Regions from separate parts of the Mus musculus genome. Here region 2 is linked to region 1. A link is a loop called in an ENCODE intact Hi-C map of the cell type or tissue named here. Cell type or tissue: heart. All regions are shown on one strand. Each heading gives the region's core, and the rest is flanking DNA. Links, peaks and the distances in the headings are about the cores only.

Region 1 (8,328 bases), core at 25-8,024:
GTATCTAACCAAAGCTTTATTTCATGGAAGAACCTTTACGAGTGAAGACTCGAACCCCAAGGAAAAGTCTTTCTGCTTCTTTAATGAAGAAGAGACAGCCATGAACAAATGGATCACCCAAAAGGTGTGGCCCAATGTAAAAGACAGAGGGACACCCAGTGAAGCCTCCCTGTACAGCCTGCCTTTCTCCCTAAGATTAGACTGGACCCCCTGGTGTGAGGCCTTCAGAGGAGAAGGAGGGAGAGAGTGGCCTTGTTGGGTGGCTTTGGGAGAGAGAGGTTGGAGTCTCGATGGCACACCCTGGGTAAGGGGAATTCTGGGATCTATGAGGGAGATGACAGAAGGGTGGGAGAAGGTTAGAGAAGAGAGAGAGAGAGAGAGAAAGAGAGAGAGAGAGAGAGAGCGAGAGAGAGCTTTTTCTCAGGCTACATCTGAAGCTTCTAGTCTCTTGTGCTACGAGGTATTGAGCAGATACCAGCACTACACTCGGAGAGGCTTTGTTTTGCTTTGTGCCCTAACCTAGCCAAGGACAGAAGACAAATAATACTTTCCAGGAAATAGATTGATCCTTAGAAAGAATGTGGGTGTTTGAGACAAGTTTAAATTTATAGTGCCTGACATATGAACCCTGAAACAGCCTTGACCTGACAAAGCTGGGGTCAGATTCCCTCAGGGGACATGTGGTGATGTGGACCCTGCTCTACACAGTGTTTAGGGACCCCCACTAACGAAGTGTGGCAGACTGAGATTCCCTCAAGGGCAGATTCTGTAATGCTCCCACCTAGGAACTTGTCAGAACACACACACACACACACACAAAACAAACACATGGCACATTAGTTATGTAGATCCCCTGGGGTACCCTTGGGATCAACATCCCTGAGGAAAACGATTGTACAGAGGGAGACTCTCCGCAGTGCAGACCCAGCAACAGCCTCGGCCTTACCTCTGGGTCCCTGGAGCTTGGACATTCCGTCAGAGCCACCCTGAGTGAGGCCAAGATGATTAGGCCCCACCCTCTACAGCTGAGGCTGACTTTCAGAGACTGACAGCTGAAGACCTCAGTGGACAACACTCTCAGACCCTGGGGCGGCCATGTGTCTTGAGGGAAGAACCTGAATGGAGGGTGAACTCTATTTTGCAACAGCTGCGTTTTTTTGTGGCCTCTACTTTAGCTCCTACCTCCTGCTTGAACCCCTGCCCCGGTGTCCCTCAATGATGGGCTATAACCTAAGAAACCCTTTGCTCTCAGGGCAGTTTTTTATCACAGCTGAAAGATGGTGAGGACAGAAGAAAGGGAAGCAAGCAGAGAGGGAGCAGACAGGGCAGGCTGGAATTAACTGAAGCACAGGAGCACGTTTTCCCACCCGCAGGACCAAAAAATGGTGGAATGTTATCAGCAAAGCCACTCCCAGAGATAGCCACTCCCTGACATTGCTTGCCTACCTTGGCCCCTTGAGTCAAAAGTTGGAGGTCACTGTAGAAGAAAGCCACTGCTGTCAGGACATGAGGCGAGCACCAGCAGTCTGCCAGGCCAGGGGAGTCATAGCAACCTCCAGGAATATTTGACTCCTCTGCCCGGGAGTGATACTTTCAGATGTCCACAGGGAGAGTACGTCACATGGCCCACCATGGTAATGGTTTTGGGACTAGGTGCCAGCCTTGTTTCCATCAAGACAAGAGAAAGGGTGCTGTTGAGAACTGTTAAGGAACACTCACTACATCTGTGTGAGACTGATGTTTTAATGTGCCTCAGTTTACCAATCTGTATAGTGGGAAGGACAGCACCTATCCAGAGTGTGAGAAATGATGTGAACGCACATACAGCATTCTGGCCATTGAGTGAGCCAGCACTGGTGACATCCTGGCTCTAATCTGAATCGAATAAATGTACGGGACCTGACATAGCTCCTTTGATTCTATTATTTTACTTTATAACACAAACACATTATGTATGTTTTTACGTCTCAAACATAACATTAAATGATAAGGTATGCACAGTTGACGTTAGGCGTGGTTGACATTCTTAGACTGATTTCAAATACGTAAATATACCAAAATACTAAAAATGTGGTCACTCTGGTGGGTGATGGCTCCGGTGACAAGCTGACTTGTGTGCAAGCATCAGGACCTAAGTCTGGATCCCTAGCACCCACGTAAAAGCCTTATGGTGGCTTTGTGTCCTTAACCCCAGAACAAAAGGGGTGGGGGCCGGAGCAGGATGGAGACAAATGGATCCTAAAGCTCACTGGCCAGCCAGCCTACTGCTGAACTGCTGAGCCTCAGGCTCAGGGGGAAATCCTAACCCTACTCCCACCCACACCAAAAGGACCAATAGTGTTTGCATCTCAAATGCTCTGTCTGGCTTCTGACAGGTGAGGTATTCCATGTCTCATTCAGACACTGTAGCCTCAGAGCCTGTAGCAGCTCCAAGCCAGCATTGTTACTTTTGGCCTCCACACCTAGGCATACTGTGTACAAATTCCACCCCCACACAAATAGATACATTTTTAAAGTTGTAATGGCCAACCACAATGACTTGTACTGACTTGGAAACTCTGGAACATCAATCTGATTAGTTCAAACCAGACGTGGAGTGTGAGTCACCCAGATAAATCACCAACTCTCTGGTCTACTTGGGGAGTGATGGGGGGATGGCCTATGCCTGGACTCACCGCGTAAACAAAAGTCACCCTCATTTACTAACAGAGAAGATCTATTTCCTGCTGAGCACTTCTAGTAGGGGCTTTGGGGCAAAGGGTCAAATACGCTCTGCTGGAATCTGCTTCCCTTCCCCATCAGGTTTGGCGCTGCAACAGGCTCTCCCTGGCTACAATGTCATCTGAATGAGACTCTGAAAGGCCTCACCTGCCAGAAGCCGGACAGAGCTTTTGAGATGCAAACCCTATGGTCCTCAGAGATGAGAGGATGAGAGAGAGAAGTCACTTTCAAAGCACTGCCTGCCCCCTACTATACACTCGCTAAGCATACACTGCTTGCTCAATCTGCTACGAAAACAGAATTCTAAAATAAGCTGTAGCCTGCTCTCTCAAATTGGAACTTAGAAGAAGACGGATTGGTGTATTTGAGTTAGCTTCATCCTCTTGCACGTACACCCTCCGCCCCACCCCGTACCCACAAGGGCAGCACTGGTTAACAGAACCAGTTAAGGACGGGAAAGACAGACACCGATAATTACGAGGGCAGGCTAGAAGCTGCATGAAAATAAAATACACAGAAGCCAGCAGATGGCAGTTAATCATAATTTTTCCTGCAATTTCTATTAATTGTCGAAGATTCTTCATTCTGTCTACCCATAAGACGAATGATACGCTGATATGGCATAATAAGTAATGTTTCCCCTTTGAGATATTAAATAAGCGTGCTACATAAAGGTTCCCCTCCCACATAACTAGCCCCAGACCTGATTTTTCTCATGCATGTATTTATCATACTATAGCACGCCATGCATATGCATGCCCATATATCTGTACACTCCCCGGCACGCTGCATGCTTGATCAATGTATAATGTTAAAGCCAACGCCCGGGTTCATCTCCAGAAGCAAGACTGAATCAAGGAACTGTTGTTCCTAAAACAGTGCCGAGAAACAATTTAAACCACGTTGTCTGACAGAAATAGCAATGCAAAAATACCTTAGGGAGGCCACTGGGGCAGTTTCCTCTAAGGCTCTTATTACAAGCATTAACAACGTGCACGACCCCTTCCTGGCTGCTGTCCCTCACCCGCCAACCCTTCTAGCCTTTCCCCTTCCCTTCCCTCCCTCTCCCTGAATTTCCATACTGCCTTTCCTTTCCAGATGTCTAGTTCTGTCACTCTGCTTCTCCTGTTCTCTCTCTCTCTCTCTCTCTCTCTCTCTCTCTCTCTCTCTCACACACACACACGCACACACACACACACACACACCAGCCCGCATGTCCCTGGTTTCCTGAGTCTTGCAGGGACAGATGCTGTACCAGGCAGGGTTCTTGATTTCCAACATTACAAATCGACTCTTAGGTAGAAAAAAAAAAAGGAAAAATTATTGGAGAGCACTCAAGTAGTTCACAGAATCGCCAGGAAGCCTGGGAAATTTGGCTCGGTGAACAGGCACGAACCAAAGGATTTGGCACCAAAGTGCAGAGCCAAGGTCACACCATTGAAAACTACCCAGTGGGACTGCCACCAGCATCCAGCTCACCAGTCACTAATGACCACCGCTGACAGTTGACTCTGCGGCGGGATGGTCTACACACCTGAGACCTTTCCTTGGCTTCTCCCGTTCCCAGTCTGGGCTTCAGACCCAATGCCAAGGCCTAGAGGGCGGGCCTTGCGCACAGCTTTCCAAGAGCAGAGCTATGGCTCTGGCTCAGACCACAGCAGGGTCAGGGCACACAGCCCAGAGGCTGGGCGGCTTAGCAGAGTGCAGGACACTGTGAATCTGGAGGGACACTGGATGACACAGGCCAGGTTAAAATCGGTAGCCTCCCTCCACCCTATAGGTTTGGAGATCTGCGCTTCCTAGCGGAGCGGGAATAACTCCGGGGAAAGTTATTTGGCTGGACACATCAGGATTAGTGATCCCAGCTCTGGAAAGATAATGTCTAGTGAGATCCTGCTGCCGCTCAGGCCCCTCCCCGTCCACTCAGTCGCTTCTCAGTCTCAGTCCCAGGCTGAGCAAGGGGCTACAGCTGGGATGTGAACGCTCTTTGTTCTCCGGTTCACTTAGCCACCCTCCATTGCTGCTCCGGAGGACCAGAGGACCGCTCTCTTGACCTCCCACATTTTAACCCTTAATGGAGACTGGTTTCTTTCTAGGGACCAGATTTGCAACCAGATTCCAGGTCTGGCCACAGGCTTTGCTCTCTTCTGCCAGCTGTTCCCAATTAGGAGCTGGTTTAAGCAATTTGAGTGTCTGAGGGTGTCAGTCAACAGGAGTATTTGTTAGTATTTAGTTTCCCTTAGGATCTTAACCCCAGAACTAATGGATTCTCTAATATCCTGAGTTACGAGGTGATTTTTGTAGGTTTTCCAAGAAAGGAGAATAAAATATATGAATAAAATCTCTAGGCAGTGGGCCTGGCGGCCCCTCCCAGTACATGGTAAGTGATGGATGCAGTTCTCTGAGTCATCCTGACAGGACTCTGATTTTGCCTACCTTCTTGGGTCGTGGTGTTAGCTCAGTTCTCATGCATGTTTTAGTGAAGGGTCTTTGTGTGAATCTTCCTGACTTTTTTTTTAAGGTAGGGTTCTGGGGGAGTTCTAGCATAGAGTGAAAAAAGGACTACACACACCTATATTCACTTGGTTTCGGTTTAGTGTTTGAGCATCTATTATAGCCCAAAGACTTGATTATTCTAGAATTGCAAAAAAGTCACAACTCGGTCCTATGGATCTCTTCCAACAAATGGCATTTTTTTTTAGAAGATCGAAGACCAGCCTTTGGCTACGTTTGTTGCCAACTGTTCAGAACCGCCATGACTGTGGTGATTATATAAACCAGATGGCTTTTAGTTGGTTTTGTTATTATTTTTAAACTCTGCAGACTAATATCCCCTTCCTGCCTGCACCTGGCTGGCTTCTCTCCCCGGCTCCTTCCAGGAGTCACCACATTCACTCACTCCTTCAGTTGACAGCAGCAGAGAATTGGCCGGGGAATAAATGTCACTGGCAGGAAAGTGCCATAGATAAGTGGATCTGTAGTAGCCACTCTCTGTTGCTTCGACTCTGTGTTTGGGGGGCTATGGGAGGCCCCCTCCATCTACATCAGGCTGTTCCGTTAAGTACAGATATATACTCTGGGGCCAGTAATCTCTCCTGAAGACACATGTCCTTGTGTCACACTGTGAGCATTTATAAGTCATCTCCTTCCGTCAAGTTTGTGTTATATACTGTCTTAGGACCTCCAGTGGTCTCACCGCAGGAGTGTGGCTAAGAATTGCTCTTCCTGAAAGCATTGTTCCCGGGAGTCAATCAATGAGTGAACACTCGATAGATTACTATACTGGCTGGTTTTGTATCAACTTGACAGGAGAGTCATCATCCGAAAGGAAATGCCACCATGGATCCAGCTGTAAGACATGTTGTCAGTGATCAATAGGGGAGAGCCCAGCCTATTGTGGGTGATGCCATCCCTGGGTTGGTGATCCTTGGTTCTATAAGAAAGCAAGCCAAGGAAAGCAAGCCGGTAAGCAACACCCCTCCATGGCCTCTGCATCACCTCCTGCTTCCAGGATTCTGCCCTACTTGAGTTCCCATCTGACTTCCTTCAATGATGAACGGTGCAGTGGAAGTGTACGTTAAATAAACTCTTTCCTCCCTAACTTGCTTTTTGGTCATGGTGTTTCATCACAGCAATAGAAACCCTGACTAAATCAATTACCAAGCATAGGCAGGGGCTCCTTGAACAATCTGTTATTATATCAACGTTCCATCAGAAGATGCTGTAGTGTTGGGCTTACCGTTAGGGAGCAGTTTAAGAAACCTGTAAAATTCAAGGTCGAAATAACAGGGCTCATGAGTGACAGAATCAGCCTGGGAGACAGGCAGGACTGTGGACCAGGTCAGCTGTACAGATGACAAAGGCACAGTTCTGAAAGATGGAGATCGAGTGAGGGGATTGGGGTCCCATGCCCTCCCACATGGCCTCAACCACATGACCCCATAGTCACTATCTTCTACCAATAATCCTTGCCTAAGGTACTGCACTGATGTCTCCTGTGGAGTAGTTTTCTCCTACTGTTATCTGTCCTATATTTGTTAGTAAACTTTGTGGTGTGAGAAATAATCTTTGCATGTTTTTGTTCATTTATAGCATTGTATCTGTGTGGGTGTATAGATCTATATTTTACCAATGGATCTTTACTGTTATTTTGGCCTTCTGATTTTTTCAGATTTTTCCAGGAGAAGACCCTTTTGATATTGTAATCATCATTCTGAGGAAAGTTCTTTACAGCATTTGACTGCATTTTTTTTTAATTTGGGCTTAGAGTATAATGAAGGGGCAGTCTGTCTGTCTGTCTATCTCATTATTCACACTAGTAGCTCCAACTTTAATTCAATAGCAGGTGTCCTCCAACGAGCTTTTCCCTCTCTACTTTTGTGCCTACCTTGTGGTGTGAATCTCTTTGTGTGTAGCAAGTCTCCAGCACCACTGGGAATGCTTCCAGCCCTCCTTGGGGCAGCATCCTCTGAACTGGCTATCTACTTCTTCAGGCTTGTTTTTTCTTTTTTTTCCATGAAGAAAGAGGCAAGGATTCTGGGAATGGGAAAGTCTAAGTGGGGATGTTGTCAGGGAGATGGGGAAAAGAAGAGGGTGTGGGAAAATTGATCAAAACTAAGGATATATGGAAAGCCTTATGGAAACCCACTTACTTTGTAAGCTAATTTTAGAAATATAACTTTTTTTTAAAGTATGTGGTAGCCTGCATAAGTACATAATGCTACTCCCACAAGACGTGATTCATTAGACAAAGAGCACGGTGCTAGGAATGGATATCTCCCTATGAGTTATTGGTCAGAAAGATCCCAGAGGCTCCCAAAACAATAGAGGCTACCGCTATTGTTCGTGCTTGGCAACCAGAACTAGATGGTAAGTCCCTCTTGGAAAATTAACCTCCTTTTAGCTAGCTTTCAAAGAACCAGAAGGTGCCATGCAGGCCACTGAGGAAGCAAAGGCATCAGTGGGCTTACCCCAGGGGAGGACCAAGCATGCTATAATACTGACCTGCTAGACGAAATGTACCTACTGGCAACATAGCGGCACAGCTGTTCTGAAGGTAACCAACCACATTCTGGGTAGATGCGAGGACTGCATCACAGCGGGGGGGAATTCATGCCTAATACCTTAACCTGGTCAAAAGTCCATGGCTAGGAGGTTGGAGGCCCTAGTGTTGCTTTTCCAAATGGGCATGTTGTTAGCTGCCTTTCTCCCTTCTCAATATTAATGTTTATACTGTGTTATAACATACTATGTTAGTGATACCCTCAGCCTTGATTAGAGAAACTTCTTAGTGGTTGAATGTTGCAAACAAATGCCTTTAAGCAGCTATTGAGTGCTCAGTCCTAATGGAGCATATTACCACCACCCCCTTCCCCAAGACTCAGGAAACATCCTGGAAGGGGCCAGAGGGAGATGTAAGAGCTGGCAGATGGTGAAGAACACTACGACATGTCATCTTCTAGATGTGACACAAGGTGGCACATGTGAACTCACTTCTAGACATGGCACAAGGTGGTAGCACACATGAACTCACATCTAGACATGACACAAGGTAACACATGTAAACTCACATCTAGAGGTGGCATAAGGTGACACACTTGAACTCAT
Region 2 (8,328 bases), core at 261-8,260, 52 kb after region 1:
CTCAAGCAAATCAAACCATGGGCTGCTGAGCTGAATAGGAGTTTCAGACTAATGAACAATGGCTTTTCAATATAAGTGTACTTCATATAATGTTTAGGGCATATTATTAAAAAGGTTTGGTTTGATTGCTTGAAAATCAGATTTTAGCGGAGACCCTGTCTTTTAGCCTGTGACTCTACAGTCATTGTTGTCTGGTTTATAAGTATCACTGGAAAGCCTTTGTGCTTGGGACTGAGGTGCCACATCCACTCTTGATGACGGATCCAGAGAGTTAGTAGGAACAGATGAAGGAAAGAGAAGAAAGAGCACACCCCACCCTTCCCGTGCCTCCACATGCCTCTTACATTTATGTGCACAAAGGCTGTCCTAAGAGATGAAATAGCTCTCTGCCTGGCTTTGTCTAGATATGAGGGCAAGAGGAGGGCCAGAAGGGGATAGCCTTGGGTACAAACTAGCTATCCCTTCCTCTCTCCCTCCATCTTTCTACTGTCTTTCCTTCCTTTCTCCTCCACCCTCCTTTTCTCCCTCTTTTCTCCCTCCCTCTCTCCCTCCCTCCTTTCTTTTCTCTCTTCTCCATTGCTGCAAGAGGAGCCCCTCCAGGGCCAGAGCCCCAGGGACTTCACACCAGGGCTTACATTTTTAGATTGCTTTTATGGCAGGACTTCCTCCTCCATTCTTACTTCACCCTGTAGATGTGGACGCCTTGTGGGCAGTCAGTACTTTTGGGATACTTTTGGTTCCACGGAGGTGGCCTTGGGGCAGCTTGAGTCCCTAGGAACATCATCTTTAACATTTCCCACCTTGATCTTTTAGGGCAGCAGAAAGGATAAGAATTGGTAGTGTGGGGGAACAGAGGGGTATCACAAAGCATGAGCAGGCCTCGAGCCAACTGCTTCACCCCCTTTGTCTGTCAGAAGGGCAGCCACAGCTTACCAGAGCTTACAGAATCACCAACTCTCACTCTTCAAGACGTGGGCTTTCCTTCTCCATCATTCGCTCTGTTTTTAAAACTCTAATTCCATTTTCTAATTCTACCATTTATGCTTCCCCCCTTCTCTTTCCCTCCTTCCCTCCCACCATCTTTCTGTTGCTGAAGAATGAGCGTAGGCAAATATCTTACCTCTAAGCAATGTCCCCAATCTTTACATTTCTCTTAGGTTAGTAATCCCTTAATTTCCATGGGAATGTTACCTCCAGGCGCAGAAGAAAGTTTTGAATGAAAGCAATTACTGGGATAAAATGTTTTGATAGAATACACCATTTTCCCAAATACCTACTACCATGGAGGTCAGAGTCATTTGGAGGCCATGTATAGGCTGTTGGCAGGAACAGGGTAAACCTACCACATCTGGATGAGTCTTAAGAAAAATTGGTTAACTCATTTATTTGGGAACATTTTAAGACTTTCATTCTCAAAGTGAAACCACACAGTGTTTTTGTTTTGTTTTGTTTTGCTGAATTTCAGTAGGAAAACCTGTTTCAGATGAGGGAATGTGAGGACCTTTGTAGGCTATTCAAAGGCCATGGCTGCAAACAGATGTTTATTATCAGGTGGTTAAAGGGTGGTTGGGACTGGTGCCCTTGATGGTCGCTGAGTGAAACCCAAGTTGGGTTCATCCACCTTGAGGGTGGGGGAGGGTTAATTAGGATTACTAGAAAGTGAGTCTTGTTGCCTCTGGCAAACCTGTACAGGAACCAAACAGAACCACAGGTTGGGGCAAGAGGGTTACTTGTGTAGAAAGTTACTCACTGGCAAATAAATGCCTGTCCCACGAAGATGAATGGAGCTACTGTGGGCCTCTGTGGCAGGTGCGGTGCTTCCTAGTCGGAAACATTGTATCTATTGGTAGTAAGCGCAAGGGATGGTAATAGGACCAAGTGCCTGCTGTCATTAATTTGTGCTTATTTTCTGCTACATCAGTGGCTCATTGTGGATTCTCATGATAACAGCTGACTGGTTGCCAATCAGTCAGCTGACAGCCTGGATCCACTTAAGCCTTCTTTGCACTTGCCTTGCCTGGATAGTCTCATTTATTCCTACCAGTTCAGTTGCTCACCACAGTTATTACCGTGATTATAAAATGTCCCATTAGTTTAATAATACTTGGGTGCTGAGATGGGAGGAGAGAATGATTCCCCTCCCCCTTCCATCATGTTATGTGTACACTTACTGTAAGTCCCTCCATGTAGGTTCCATCTAGTGAGTTCCTGGACTGCCTGACTTACTATACAGTTAAGCTTTGGGGAAGGCAGTGAAAAACGTCTCCAGTACTGACTGCTTCCTGGGTGGGTCGTGACTGGACTTTGCACTTGCTGCCACACCCACTAAATTACCCTGTAGGCTATGGGCACTGGCAGCAACTGACTCACCAGGGCTGCAGTTCCAGGGTCTAGCTCAGAGTCTCTTCTCTGACTGCATGTGGAAGGCTTTCCAAGGTCCAGATTTTTGTCTGTTAAACAAAGGGCACAGAACTCCTCTCCAGTGAGGAGGGGATGCAAGTTGACAATGTGTCCGCCTCTTAGATCCTCCAGTTATTAGGCAGAGGTGGAAGCAGTATACATAGTGTGCTGAGCTGACTGTGATCAAGTGCCAAAATGTGCAGGCCAGACGTTAAGCATTCTGGGTGGTCAGAACCCGGAAAGATTGATGAGCTGAAGGCTGAGCTGCTGGAAGAGCCAGGCCTTACGTTTTCCCGTAGTTCCAGCATATTTCAAAACTTAACATGAGGCTCATATTCAGGCTTGATAGAATGGAAAGAAACAAAAGAAAATTGACCTTCCTACAGAAATTCTGGGAAAAAGAACAACAGGAACATGGATAGGGGTGGGGGAAACTCTGGGAAAGGCTTGGTGGCAAGACAGAAATTAAAAGAAAAAAAATATTGAGGGGGAAATATACTCAACACCAAAGTTACCATACCATTTTATCTCTGTTTAATTGTTACCACTTTGTGACAGTAAGTAAACCTCCATTGTTGAACCACCAGGAATTTGTTTATTTTGGTCTTTTGAAACAGGGTCTCCTGTAGCCCAAGCCGGCCTTGATCTCTGTTTGAAGCCAGGGACGGATGACCTTGAGCCCATCCTGCCTCTACCTACAGAGTGCAGTGGAGGTCACCACGCCTGGCTGGGAATACAATTTTAGGAGTCTCTTTCGGAAGGGTTCACACCTGGCCAGTCAGTCGCATGTCAGTTGGCAGAAACGAGAAACGCTTGTGGAAATCAGAACAAGCTTAATGTTCTGCACCAGAGAAGGCAGTTTCCCCAGGAACATCTGTGATTTGTTTTACATATATTAATGAAAGGCCCGGGCGACGGAGGGGGTCACTGGATACCAGTGAGCCTTTCTGAATGTCTGATTCATCCTTGGGACGTTTTAAACAAGGAACGCTGATTTTCCCCCCAGAGCTGTGGAGTCTTTTGTATTCAAATCCAAAGCACAAAACTCTATTGTGGGAGGAAAAAGAGTCTTTAATGGAAACCCAGTTGTGTCCACTTAAAGCAATGAATATAGTCTCAGGCGGCAGACATACCATTTGAAGCACTACGGCTAATAATAGATGGTGTGGGTTTTCTTTTCTTTTCTTTTCTTTTTTTTCTTTTCTTTTATGGGTACCTTAGTTGGAAGTTGTTCTAATTAGTACCACAGGGACCCTGGAGAGGAGGGAGGTGGGCCAGGAAGGAGGCAGGCCCACCCAACTACAGGGTGGTGGGTTAGAGAGCCTTGTTGAATTTGATGCTTGGCTGAGAGTCCCTTGCCAACTCTCCCAAGCACATCAGGCCTCTGGACCATGAGGGGGTGGGAATTCACTGCCTTTGAAGCTCTTTCATTCCTATCTGTGTAATTATTTTTAGCAAGGGCTAAGCAGGTGGCTGGTGGCATGCTTAGCTGGAGACCAGAGGGTGTACGTGTGGGTTGCTGGCTGCGAGACACTCGTGGGGATTCCACCGCGAAGGAATGCCGGGCGTCCCGGGATAGGGCCCAAAAGATGAGGTTTCCAGACAAGTCTTCCAGGCCAACTTTTAAAGGTCGGAGGAAAGTTTTTCGAGGGCTGGGGGCCCGAGGGGAAGGCTGAGTGGGCTCGGGCGTCTCCTCCCCTTTAAGCGGGTGGCCCCAGCGCCTCCTCCGTTACCTGGAGCGGGGAGGGGCTTGGGAAAGTTTGTGTTTGTTGCTGGCAAAGCGCCGGGTGGGAGGCGCGGGCGGGCGGACGCCACGGCTCTTCCCTTTTGCTTTCGGGAGGCGGTCCGGGTTGCTGCGCCCTGGGATCGGCGAGGCCGGCTCCGGGGCCCGGCGGCTGGCGGAGGGCGGGAGAGGAGGAGGAGGAGGGCCGCGACGAGCCAGGTGCGCACGTCCGCGCCGGCGCTGGGCTCGCTCGGCCAGCGGGGAGAGCGGAGCAGGCGCGCGGCCCGGCGGAGCAGCCGACTCTGGAGCAGCCGGAGCTGGAGGAGGAGGAGGAGGAGCGGCGGCGGGGAAGGAGGAGGAGGCGGAGAGTCGCTCCCGCCGGCCGAGCATGGGGCGCCCGGCGCCGAGGCCGCTGCTGCTGGCGCTCCTGTCGCTGGGTGAGTGCGCGTGGGGCGCGGCGGGGCGCGGTGGGGCGCTGGGTCCCGGGGGGGCGCGGCTGCCGCTCGGGGCCTGGGGCACCCGGGGCGCCCGGGGCGGCTCCCGGGAGACCGGGATCCGGAGCGCCGGGCCGCCGGCCGGGCGGGGAGCGATGTGGGGCCGATCTGAGCCCGGTGCACATCCTCCTGGGCCCGCGCTCCCAGTAGCCGGAGCCGCCCGGCCTGACCGAGCCGGGTCCTCACGTGTGCCGGGGGAGTGGCTCGTGGCCGGTTCTCCCACAGCGCTCTCTACCTGTTGGCCACCGTGAGCCGGGCTCACCTTGAACTCCCGGCCCCGGAAGGTGCGGGCGGCCCCGGCCCGCGTACCCGGCTGGGCGGAAATGTGAGCCTTTGCTGTGTCCCGCCATAGCCGAGGCCGGTCGGGATCGCTCTTCATTCGCTAGCCCATGCTGAGTTGCTTTTCCAGGGAAGCAAGAGAATCCAACTTCCTTCCACGAAGGTCACTGGGTAGCCCAGCGTTACTGTGACAGTCTTGTACCATCCCTGCCATCTAGCCAAATCTGCCTCAGTGTTGCCTTCCAGCGTCTCCTGAAGCTAGCTAGGCTCGGATTTATACACAAAGACCCGAGAGCCCAGCTTTTCCAACTTTTCTACCTGTTACTTCCCTCGTTACTGCCCCCTTCTCCTTTACCCTCTGGAAACCCTTGGTGTCTCTCAGTGGTTTGGCCCAGTATCCCCTCACCCACCTAAGGAATCTTTCCTGGGCTCCCCCCCCCTCCATTTTCCATTCACTCCTTACACAGACACCATCTTCACATAGATACACAGGGTGATCTTAACCAGCCACTTGATGTATTTATTTAATGCCTGCCTTGGTTCAGGAAGGCAGATCCCCAAGTGTGGTTATATGCGTGGTTCCCTGTGACCAGTGGCATCTAGGACAAGCAGAATTCCAGACCCAGCCCTGGGTTCCCTTCCAAGCCCCTGCAGACGATGTATCTCAAGCTTTCCCAGAGCACGTGGTGTGTGTTGCCTATCCCAGCCTGGCCTCAGCTGCACAGGGGCTAAATGACTGCACTTCTGATGGTGTGAGGATCCCCGTGGGGACCTCCTGCCACCACTCCCCTTCTGCTGGCATTAGGACTTTACTGTCCCAGCTCCCCATGAGTCCTGGCTGCCTGTGAACTAGCCTTTCTGGCTGCTACTGTGATACTTCACCTCCGAGGGGTTTTCTGGAAATGACTCCCTCTAAGAACTCCCCTAGACATAATTCTCCAGCCACAACCCATGTACAGAAAACATCCAATAGTCTTCTGTGGTTTCTGATCTGCCAGGCATCAGTCTTTGCAAGTTGTGTATTTGTTGCATATTGCTGGGGACAGTCGCCACCATTTAATTGGCTTATACGTCTGGGTCAGGCAGGGCCATGGCCTATGGTTGCACAGATTCCTGGGGCACCACTCCCATCTGCTACTCACTTTGTGGTTTATGTGACTGACTCTCCCTAGAGTGGTCAGTGTGTAGTCTGTGGATGTACCAGTTGAGAGGGTAGCGTGAGGTAGAAGTTTAAAAAGGATGCCCTTGGGGGCCTAGGGTTGTAGCTCTGTGCTTGTTTATCTTTGCCAGGTTTTGGATTCCATCCCTCAGACCAAGTGAATAAACAAACCACAGCCAGCAGCCCAGGGTCGGGAAAGCACAGCTTGGGGAATGAATCATGGTGGTATACCCGTGCATCCAACCTTGATGAGACTTAAAGACTTTTGGATGTGACTGTGACTGCCCTGTGCAGATTCACCTAGCAATTCTCTGAACCATTGATGTGCCATCTACAAACTCTGCCCCTGGGTACCTCACTAGGTGCAGCTTCAGCCTGACCTCTGAAGCAGCTTCCCAGTGTAGCATCATTTTCCACATCCATTGAGCCTGGAAGTGGAGTGTGTTGATAGGCAAGATGGTCTTCCCTTGGGTCTTGCTGCCGGAATGGAATCGTGAAGTCACTGCTACTTGTATGGTAACCCCTCTGTGGGCTTCGCCTGAACCCCAGCCCTTTGTTTTGTAGCTTTCCCAAGCACAAGTTCAGACTGTGTCCATCCTTCTGAGCGAGCCCCACACCCCACTCCCCCATACTGTGTTTCCCCTGTTGTAGCCAAGGCCTTGGAGGCTCCTCACGAAGACAACTTCTGACTCCTCCCTGACCGGTTTTCTCCTGCTCTCCTCTAAGGTCACCATTTTCCTAATGGATGATTTCGGGGTTCGCACCAGTGTGCATTGAGCTCTTGTGACTTTTCTTGTGTTTGCTTTCTCCTCTTTCTGCTTTAGAGATTTCATTCTAAGCACCTGTTTGCTACTCTTCACGGAATCTGTTGCGCCTTCTAGCCTGCCTGCCCCCTCTCTTCCCTGTCTAAGTCCCTCTGCCTCTGAGGCTCACTTTTCCTTGAAGCTTTCTCACTAAGCCCCGACCAGTGGGCCAGACTCACTCAGACCCAGCTGGCAGTGACCAAGGTATAGCACCTCACTGGGTGCTTGACTGGGCTGTTGTAGACAGTGGTAAAAACAGTGTATTTCTTGACCCCAGCTCAGCACTGGGGGGGAAGCGGGAAGGAAGGGGTTCATTTTGACTTGGTGTTTGGAGTTGCTTTTACCTAAGAGGTGACATATGAGCTGAGCCTTGAGAATAATTGGGATTTTGGAAGAAAGGATAGACGAGCGTCCCAGGGCTCTGGGGAAAAGCATAAAGTGTGGGTGAGTGAAGTGCACTGCTCCTTCAGAAATGGCACCGGAGTTGTTCCATGAGTTGGGAGGAGGGGGAGGAGGGGGAGAGAAAGATGACTGGTGAGGTAGGGGGTGTTAGGGGAGGTGTGAAGTGGTCTGAATTGTGAATTTTTGGCTCCTTATAGGTGGCCAGGCAGCCTTTGTCTTATGTCCATGGCTCCTGTTCCCAAGTCTTACATCCCTACCTGATTGTCCTCCAGAGGCAGGACCCCATTGGTCTTGCTCTCTCTCTATTCTCTTAATATTAGGCTGTACAACTCTCATACATAGGATGTGTTTGACTAACTGAGCACATATAGATGGGTATGTCCTTTTCTTATTTTATTATTTGTGGGTAGCCATGAGAGTCATTAATAGATTCTCTACATCTTTTTTAAAAATGCAAATCTGCTAAGATCGCTTTTAAATGACAAAAGTATCACACCTATATTTTCAAATTCAATTGCTGTAAAAGGGTATTATGCTAATTAGGTAGGCTGTTCTGCCTTAATTGCACAGTTCTGGCGCAGTGGTTCAAACAGTAGGATCATCCCCTCCCCCGTGCCCCCAACAGTGAAGTGCTTCTGAGGGAGAGTTTGGGTAGGCCCTTCTTTCACACAGCCCTCTGGTCCCAGGTTGGTGCCCATCCTGGTTTTCAGGATCACTTTATCTGTCATCCTTACTTTTCCAGCCCCACAAAGGAGGGAGACAGCTTGGATATTATAATGGGTACTTCATGGGCAAAGCCTGGAAGTGACATCATTTCTGTGTGTATTCCATTGGAGACAATTTAGTTCCATGTCACACTAGCTGCAAGGGAAGCTAGAGAACACAGCGAAACCTGGCAGCCATCTGCCAACTACCGTGGAAAACAGAAGGATGGATTTGGGGTTTGGAGACACCAAGGAGTTTCATGGAGGATGCATGACACAAGATAAACTTCGTCTTTTTTTTTTTTTTTTTTTTTTTTTTTTTTTTTTTTTTTGGTGGTGCTAAGGAATGAACTGGAAGCTTGTA

Evidence for each region. Peaks named below come from ENCODE experiments on the same cell type or tissue, not always from the same donor. Only the 100,000 strongest peaks of a DNase experiment are listed, where the experiment ranks them.
Region 2: a loop joins it to region 1, with 3.0 times the contacts of the local background. A loop is called at or near these places in 2 of 42 quality-filtered maps.

What each region holds. Positions count from the first base shown.
Region 1 is chr3:101,158,131-101,166,458 of GRCm38, reverse strand. No RefSeq gene overlaps it. Among named protein-coding and RNA genes, the nearest start is that of Ptgfrn, 52 kb to the right of the region's middle. In heart, for the core only: a CTCF peak has its summit at 3,256 (motif pointing right); a DNase peak (open chromatin) is centred at 4,288; H3K4me3 peaks cover 803 bases; H3K27ac peaks cover 4,429 bases.
Region 2 is chr3:101,106,324-101,114,651 of GRCm38, reverse strand. It overlaps Ptgfrn (prostaglandin F2 receptor negative regulator), which reads left to right and starts at 4,486. Exons shown (of 9, transcript NM_011197.3): 1 at 4,486-4,560. The coding sequence starts at 4,512. Gm52612 reads right to left here and starts at 5,686. Exons shown (of 1, transcript XM_030252967.1): 1 at 2,912-5,686. The coding sequence starts at 4,742. The coding sequence ends at 4,101. In heart, for the core only: no CTCF peak of the experiment used is centred there; DNase peaks (open chromatin) are centred at 4,251, 4,861 and 5,571; H3K4me3 peaks cover 2,543 bases; H3K27ac peaks cover 3,172 bases.